2 separate regions of the Mus musculus genome follow, and region 1 is linked to region 2. The links are chromatin contacts, found by Hi-C or POLR2A ChIA-PET in ENCODE. All regions are on one chromosome and are shown on one strand. Each heading gives the region's core, a stretch centred on a gene start or an enhancer-like site at or near the end of the contact. The rest is flanking DNA. Distances are from core to core; before and after follow the strand shown. Region 1 holds the start of Nat14 (N-acetyltransferase 14). Region 2 holds the start of Shisa7 (shisa family member 7).

The links. Hi-C counts contacts between places; a loop is a spot of excess contacts on that map. ChIA-PET counts read pairs that join two places held with the same protein, here RNA polymerase II (POLR2A).
Region 1: a map of left cerebral cortex shows a loop between it and region 2 (3-fold over the local background). The contact joins the promoter of Nat14 here to the promoter of Shisa7 in region 2. A Hi-C loop is called at or near these places in 5 of 37 maps with a recorded cell type or tissue (all left cerebral cortex). POLR2A ChIA-PET finds 5 or more read pairs at or near these places in 3 of 5 experiments (all embryonic stem cell).

Annotation. Positions count from the first base shown.
Region 1 is chr7:4,920,726-4,924,818 of GRCm38, reverse strand. It overlaps Nat14 (N-acetyltransferase 14), which reads right to left and starts at 2,233. Exons shown (of 3, transcript NM_001358881.1): 1 at 2,180-2,233; 2 at 1,490-1,611; 3 at 1-916. The coding sequence starts at 1,561. The coding sequence ends at 368. It overlaps Zfp628 (zinc finger protein 628), which reads right to left. Exons shown (of 3, transcript NM_170759.2): 3 at 2,816-4,093. The coding sequence ends at 2,922.
Region 2 is chr7:4,842,792-4,846,539 of GRCm38, reverse strand. It overlaps Shisa7 (shisa family member 7), which reads left to right and starts at 1,844. Exons shown (of 6, transcript NM_172737.4): 1 at 1,844-1,935. Isoc2b (isochorismatase domain containing 2b) reads left to right here. Exons shown (of 6, transcript NM_026158.2): 6 at 1,175-1,580. The coding sequence ends at 1,270. It overlaps Gm36127 (a long non-coding RNA gene), which reads right to left. Exons shown (of 2, transcript XR_881804.2): 2 at 1,555-1,757.

The sequences.
Region 1 (4,093 bases), core at 984-3,483, 78 kb before region 2:
CTCTCTCTCTCTCTTTCCTCAAATCTCCCTTCCAGACCTCAAACACAGGCAGCAGGGGCTTTGTAGACCCAGAACCCGACGTTTTTCAGTGCATACAGACTGGGGCAGTGGGGGTGAGGCAAAGGACTGGACACGGTGACCTCTAGTGGTCCCAGAAGACCAAGAAGGGATTTGTTCTACTTGAGTTTAGAGTCCTCATTGCAGCTGGCAGGCACACTGGGAATGTAAGTCCATCAACCTCGGTGCTTCACTATCAGCCCAGCAGACTAGGTAGACACTGAGGGGGGGATGTAAAGTGCCTGGCACACAGTAGGTGTTCTTTAGGTGCTGGTTCTCTGCCCATCTATCCAGTGGGCATGGTCTCTAATCACAGGTCTTTGCTGAATTCCCTAACCAGCATATAGCCCATGCAGCCCCAGCCTCCCTCTGCCTGGTAGCCACAGGCCTCCAATAACCCTGCCACCCCCCAAGCGGCTACAGCCACTGGGACCACGAGCCGGGCCCGAGGCTCCCCCATACTTCCAGCCCATGCTCGGGCTCGAGCCTCGGCAAAGGCCAGCAGCCTTCTGCCCACGCCCCTGCGACGGTGCCATCGAGAGACAGAGAGGCGGGTGACTCGGGCTCCATCCCCCACGTTGGCACCAGGGGCCAGAGCCAGGACTCCACACACATCGCCGGAGCCACGGACAGCCACCCAGGGCCCTCCCAGGCCGCCTGGTGGAGGCAGAGAGCCCCATCGGGCTCGCAAACCCAGCTTCACAGCGGCTACAGCCAGAAACACGGGCAGCAGGAGGGCCAGGGCGAAGGAGGCCAGGATGAAGCGCAGTCCGCTGCTGGCTGCAGCCAGGAGGAGAAGGGCTGGAGGTCGTGTCAGAGCGTGGAGGGCCACACGGTTTTCCGTGTCTTTTACACCAGCCTGTGGGTGGGAGTAGAGGCTCAGCCATTCATCACATAAGAACTTCCGAGGAAGGATTTCTCTTCTCAAGTGAGAAGAGAAGCCAGCGGATGGGGTGGTCCCAGTCTGGCCCATTGGGTGTTAAGGGCTGAGCGAATGAATGCGGTTTGCCCGAATGAAATGAACTGATTTAGGACCTGAGGCCCATGAGTCCGGATGGCATGCTAAGGTAACGCACCAAAGGAGACTGAACAGGATAGGCAAAGTGAAGACATGGGCTCTTCGCTGGAAGGTCTGGGGTGTGTGTGTGTCTCAGTAGCCCTCATTTTGGGACTGGTAAGTGGGGCTGAATGGAGGTCAAGAGACCTGAACACCCAGCCCCTACACCCTTTCAATTGCTTTTTTAAAAATGGCAGCTGAGGTTTAAGTAGGGAGAAGGCAGTAGAGAAAAGAGACCAATTAAAAACAGCTGAGGCGAAAATCCCCTCCCCCAGGACCCCCGGAGCTCAGGCAGGTGGGCGGGGCTGATGGAACCCACTTTGAATGGCCCTAAGAAGCTGCGCATGCTCACTGGTGCCCCTGCCGGCCTCTCACCTTCAGCATCTCCAGCACCAGGGGCTTCTCATCTTCCCTCATTTCCCGCACTGACAGGTGGTTAGGGGCCATGGTAGCCCCCAGGCAGGCCCCTCCCCAAGGGAGCTGACGTTGTACACCTGCTGAAAACAAGTAGGTTGGTGTTAGGTGGGCACCTGAGTTCTAAGAGCCCTGGGAGGGATGGGCCGCAGTGTTTCCCAGATCGCCAAGGACCCTAGAGCATTGCCAAAGAAGACTGTCACAGTGGCAGGCCAGGTGCCTCCATACCCAGTGGGGCTCTGAAAATCGTCCCGAATCGTCCCCCACTCCGGAGAAGACATTCATTGATCTGCCTGTAAACTCATCCCCTATCCAAACTCCAGCAGCCGGTCTCCTGAAGTGGTCCCACCCCACATAGCAGAAACAGGGCCCTGAAAGGCACCTCCACGGGGTTGCTCGAATCCCTTGACAGTAAGGGAGAAGGGGGGCAGGGGCAGGAGAGGGTCACCACCGGAAGTGACGTCCACGCTCCCGACTGGAGGCAAGACCGGCACCTTAGCAACTGTTGCCAAGCTTCCCCCACTATGGGGCAGGGGTTGGGAGTAATGGAGGAAACTGCGAGGACGAGGGAAGAGCTGTGACCTGCTGGAGGCCAGTGGGAGAACCTTGGAGAAGGGGGGATGGGAGTGGGGGACAGAGAGGGTTTCTTACCCGGCCTGCCTGGGAGGATTAGCACAGCTCCTTTCTTGCTGGTCCTTCGTTGCTAAGCGACCTGAGCATCAGGAAGAGGAGGCGTTGCTTGTGAACCTAATCTCATTGGCGCTTGGGTCTTTGAGGGAAGGGATGAGGGGTAGCATCAAGCATCCCCATCAGCTGAGACCTTATTCTCAACCCGGAGGCACCTGGGGTATCGTTTGAATTAATAATATTCCTCTACCTACCTTTCAGGTGAGGTAAGGGTGGTTTATAGGAAAGAAGTGGAAAATCCAGAAATTGATCCCTAACCCTCCCTGCTATAAGTACAACTACAGACGAATACATACAAAGGTTGGGAAAGGACCAGAGAAATAGCTCAGGGAGTAAGAGAGCTTGCCAAAAGGAAACCCACATGACTGACTCCCACTGTCTCTCTGTCCTCTGCAAGTGTACCCGCCCTCCCACCCCCAGCACAGTAAAAGCCTTAACAGTTTAAAGGATGGGGGAGCTGGACCCCACCCCGGAGAAGCATTTAGCCCTCCAAGTACAAAGCAAGTCACCTCAGATCCGGGAAGCAAGAATGAAGACTTCCAGGTCTGAAGCAGGGGCTATGCCCATGACTATACCTCCCCCATGAAAACAAAACCAGGAAGAGATTCTGGGTCTTTATTAGCAAGTCCAGCCAGCAGCCCCCCTGACTCTGGGGCTGACCCCAGCCCAGCTGAGGAGAACAGTTAATTGCGGGGAGGGGGTCTCTTCAAAACGTGTGTACCAGTTGGACTGCAGGAAGAGTCTGCACAATCTGGATGGAGGGCAAGTTCTGGGGAGCCATGACCCCTGGTCCAGCCACTGCGGGGACCACTTGTACCATCTGGGACGGGGGAGCTACGGGCACCCCCACAGGGGCAGAGACCGGGCCAGGTGCTGACGGGGCCAGGAGTTGCAGTGTTGTGGTGCCTCCTGCAACGCTGCTATTTTCTAGCAGATCAGTAGCTGGGGCGCTACGAATGATAAGGAGTTTCTGTCCTGATGGGCCAGTGGCCGCTGGCTCCGCCAGACCGGGGGAAAGCGTTTCCACCTCCTGCACGCAGAGCCTAGTCTGCTCACCATCCGCCCCACTCAGCACCAGCACACTCTGCAGCCCCTCATCTGTCTGCAGTGTCTCAAACAGGACGTCCTGGACCACACCAGCACCGGCCTCACTGTCTCCCACTTCCCCGGGCCCAGGGCCGGTCAGCAACTCTTCAGTTGCCCCACTCTGAACCAGCAGCAGGTTTGGAGCTTCTGTAGTGCCAGCTCCTCCATTAGAATTGGAGACTTGGCCTGTCAGGGGCTGGAGCTGGACCGTAGTCACCTCCTGTGCTGGTTGTAGCTGGACTGTAGTCACTTCCTGTGCAGGCTGTAGTTGTACCGTGGCCACTTCCTGTGCTGGCTGAAGCTGGACCCCACTCACTTCCTGTGGTCCTGTCTCCCCACTCCCTACATTCTGCAGAACAATGAGGCTCTGCCCTCCCCCGCTAGCCCCTGCATTGGCCCCTCCTTGCAGCCCCAGACCACCTGGGCCTGGAAACCACACCACCCCTGTCCCCTGTCCAGCTTTCCCAACAGACCGAGGGCCTGGCCTTGCAGCACCACTGCCCGGACCTCCAGCACTGGCAGGAGGCAGCAGAATGACTTTAGGGGGTGGAGGCGGGGGTGGAGGAGTAGGGGATTGGACACTGCTTGGAATCAGCTGGAGGCCCTGGGCAGTCTGTACCAGGAGAAATGTTTGAGAACTGGGAGCAGCCGGGCCTGGGGGCGTAGGCTGGGCTGTTCCCCCAGCTACTTCAAGTGAAAGTGTGGCCTGTAGGTTAGGGAGTACGTGAACATCTTGAGCAGCCAGTGGAGTTGGAGCTGCAGCCAATGGGGCAGGGGGCTGCGATGCTACAG
Region 2 (3,748 bases), core at 595-3,094:
AGGAACTGAGAGTTCTACATCTTCATCTTAAGGCTGCTAGGAGAATACTGCTTCCAGGAAGCTAGGGCTGTGTTTCCCTCAGTCCAATAATTGTAGCTGAGTGTGGCCAATACTGTCAGGTTGGGGAGGAGAGGGAGGAGGGAGCCTGGGCCACGTCTTAGGAAAGATTTGGCGTTTCACAATAACCGAGCCATTGTCTCTTTCTCTCTCACATACATTTACATACCCACATAAACATGTACGTACACACACACACACACACACACACACACACACACGCAGTCTGCAGAGTACTTGTCTAGCTTTGGCAAGGCCCTGGGTTCTATCCCAACCAAATCAACATCAACAAAGAAATAAAACTCATGTGGGGAGAGTGCTGTCCTCTGCCGCAGATCGTGCGCGCGCAGGTTAGGAGTCAGCTCCCTTTTAGAGAAGTCTACATCCATGCTTTGGTGTTTATCTTCTTACCAGGAAATTCCATAGACTACTGGGGCCACAAGCAAGAGAAAAAGCACCTCTCTTTGTTCCTAAACTCTATATTAAAATATCTTTAATAAACCTCAACTATGCTTCATTGAGAAAGAAAGAGTACAGGAGCTGGCCACCATCAAATTGGTGAATAGTCAAAAGATTACATTATGTGGCCTGGGACAAAGAAGGGAAACCAACAAATCCCATAAACAGTGGTGGGGTTTAACCAGGGAAGAGAAGTGGAGGTGCAGGATTTGCATTTTTTGGTATAATTTTCTGGAGATAAACTTGGCTGGACTGTTTGATTGCCAGTAATGTGGTTGATTATTCTTGTTCCACCAAGAGAGAGTTGTGTAAATTCGTTGAGAGTTCATGAGTTCGTTGGGTCTGTGTGTGGGAGAGCTGAGAGCTAAAGGAATGACCCAGGAAAGATGAGACTAGTGAAGAAGATGGACATGGAGGTAGACAAGATAACCCAAACCATCTGCTCTTAGTGGTCCCAAGGCAAGAGCATACCAAGATGGCGGGGAACAGCTCAACCAGGCAAGTGTGAGGGAGAGGTCACCTGGAAAACAGGAAAAAGAAGTAGTTGACTGGAGAAGCGATGCTGTCAGAATAAGGGAGATCAAGATGAAGAGGTGCTCCTCAGATTCTCTATTCCGGAGATAGGGCTTCTTCACTTCCTCATCTCCTTTGCCTGCAGATTCAGAAGATCCTCAAGGAGCCAGTCACAGACATCGGACTGTTAGGCTTCTTCCAAGGCAAGAAAAACTCCCTGTTGCCCAACTCCAGGACCTGACTTGAAGGAAGCACCCACCCTCCTTGTCACCCAGACGTTGATGGATGACTTTTCCTTCATCCATGGATCCCAAGAGTGGTGCAGTCCGCCAGGAGAACCGCCCCCGTGGGAGAGGAGGCGTGGTTCTGTCTTCCGATTGGGCAGCTGGTCCCGGAAATGCAAATGAAATTCCTTGATGCTGGGTGGGAATTGGTTTAGAGAAAGGTGGAGGTGGGGCTGGGCCCCGGGCCACTTCACGAAGCGGGAAAAGGAGGGGGAACAAATGTCACAACTGGGACCCTGTCTCGGAGAATAAACATTTATGTGACTGAGGACCGAACCATTATTGGGTTTAGGGGGCATCACGGGGGCTACAAGGGTCTGTGGGAGGAAGAAAGTGGGGTCTCCTCCAGGTGGGGTGGGGGAGGCGCCTCTCCAAGCTCCAAGCCGGCGCGAGACACAGGCGAGGGCTGGCAGCGGCCACATCTGCACTGGGGCCGGTGCGCATCTGCAAAAGAAAGAGCTGCCGGCCAGGGTCCCCACCACGCAGCCTGCCGCCCCCACCCCCATCAGCGCGCGCGCGCCCAGCCCCGCGGGCTGGCAGACACGCGCTCGCTCTGCCTACCCTGGCTGGCCCCCACGCTGCCACCCCCGATTCCCTGAAGGTCCCGCATCCGGAAAGTGAGGTGAGCGCATCCGTACCTGGTGAGGAGGGGTAAACTGAGGCACGGGGGAAAAAGAGGGATGGGGAGGAATGGACAAGTATGTGAATGGATGGGATGGACAGTTGCTGCTCCGTGGTCCTTACTCGCCCAAGACGCAGAATTCTGCAGCCCCTTGGAGATCAGAGTGTTCAAACTCTACAGACGCCCCTCCGCCTCCACCGCGTCAAACCCTCACCCGAGATTCGCAGACTCCATCCCCAGCCTGGGGGCCTTTGAAGGCATCCCGTGTCCACCAGAGATGCAAGGACCAGTCCAACCCCATTGACAATCAAACTCACCCACCGCCGCCGCAGATCCTAGCAGCCCAGCCCCCTCCCACAAGTTACCTAGCCCAGTACACCCTCCCCGGGGACCTAGGAGTTCCATCCATCCTCCGGAGCCCCTTGGGACACGGGCGTCGGAGCCCCGGCCCCCGCGTTCCGGTTCCAGGTGTCCCCTCCGCACACCCAGCCCGAAGCCTGCGTCTCGAGGCCGCGCTCGCGTCGCCATGGCAACGGGAGTCTATTTTGCGCTGGGAACACACAGCTCCCTCCGCAGCGCCCCCCACCCACTCTGCTCAAGAGTGAGGGGCTCAAAGGGCGGGGAACAGTGCAGTGATGAGAATGAGACACTTAGAAGGGACAGAATCCCGGGACAGACAAGCAGAGATTGAGAGAGCCCCTGACAGAGGAACTGGGTGTGGAAATTACAAGGAGGCTACAGATCCAGGCGGGGGAGGTTGGGGATGGAGGGCCCAGACAGAGATCCGGACAGAGCCCTAGACAGACGCAGAGATGCAGAGGAACAGAAACCCGACGGCAGAGCCAGGTTAGAAAGAGAGAAGACAGCCGGCTGCACGTAGGCAGGGGGCCTAAGAAGAGAATGGACGGAGACTCTAGGCAGGGACCCCAGACAGCCCAGACAAAGTAGCGCTGCATGTGGTATCCACGCTATCCTTAGCAGGCAGGGATTTGGGGGTCTTTCCCAGCGCCACAGTAGCCAGGACCTGCTACTCTCCTCTCCCTCCTTCTACAGGTCCCCAATCTTGCCTGCTTTCCGCATTCCCACCTCAAACCGACTTCCTAATCCCTGAGATTCCTAGGAACCCCTTCCACATGCTCCTACCCCCTTCCCTGATCTGTGCCCCCACCACCACCTCCTCAGCCGCCACCTGCAGACCCCACTCGGGCCATTTTAGACTTTATTGGTTGTGCCCTCCCCATCCCTAGATCTCACTTCTCTCGCTGTCTTTTACTTCCCCTCCCAATCCCAGGGCCTCTGTTTCTCTCTCTGGGTCTCCTACTCTCTGTGTCTCAGCCTCTGTCTACTTTCCATCACTAACCCATCCTTCTGGTACCACCTTCTGCGGGTTTCTGTCTCTTCCCTGACTATCTCTGTCTTCCTCTTTTCGTCTGCGTTCCCCTCTTCCTGGATCCTGTTCCTCCGTCCCTTTCTCGGCTCTCAGGCGTCCTCACCACGCCTCCCCCCACCTGCTGCTGTTCTCTGCAAGGACCCTCGGGAGGCACTCCGATCCACCCAGCCCAGCCCACTTCTGACATCCTAGCCAGCATTCTCCACCCCCAGCTGGCAGGGATGGGATAGGACTTATTGGGGGCTTGCTTTTCCGAGGCTGGCTCTTTTTCTCTGTAACACCTTGTGTCATTCAAGTCCTGAGCTGGATTTGAGAACCAAGCAAGGTGCAACCGAAGGAAGAACCTGGGTTTTGGGCCTCCTTTCCCACCCACCCCCTCAGGCTGTGGAGGAGGACATTGCCTTGTGAGTGAGAACTAGAGGT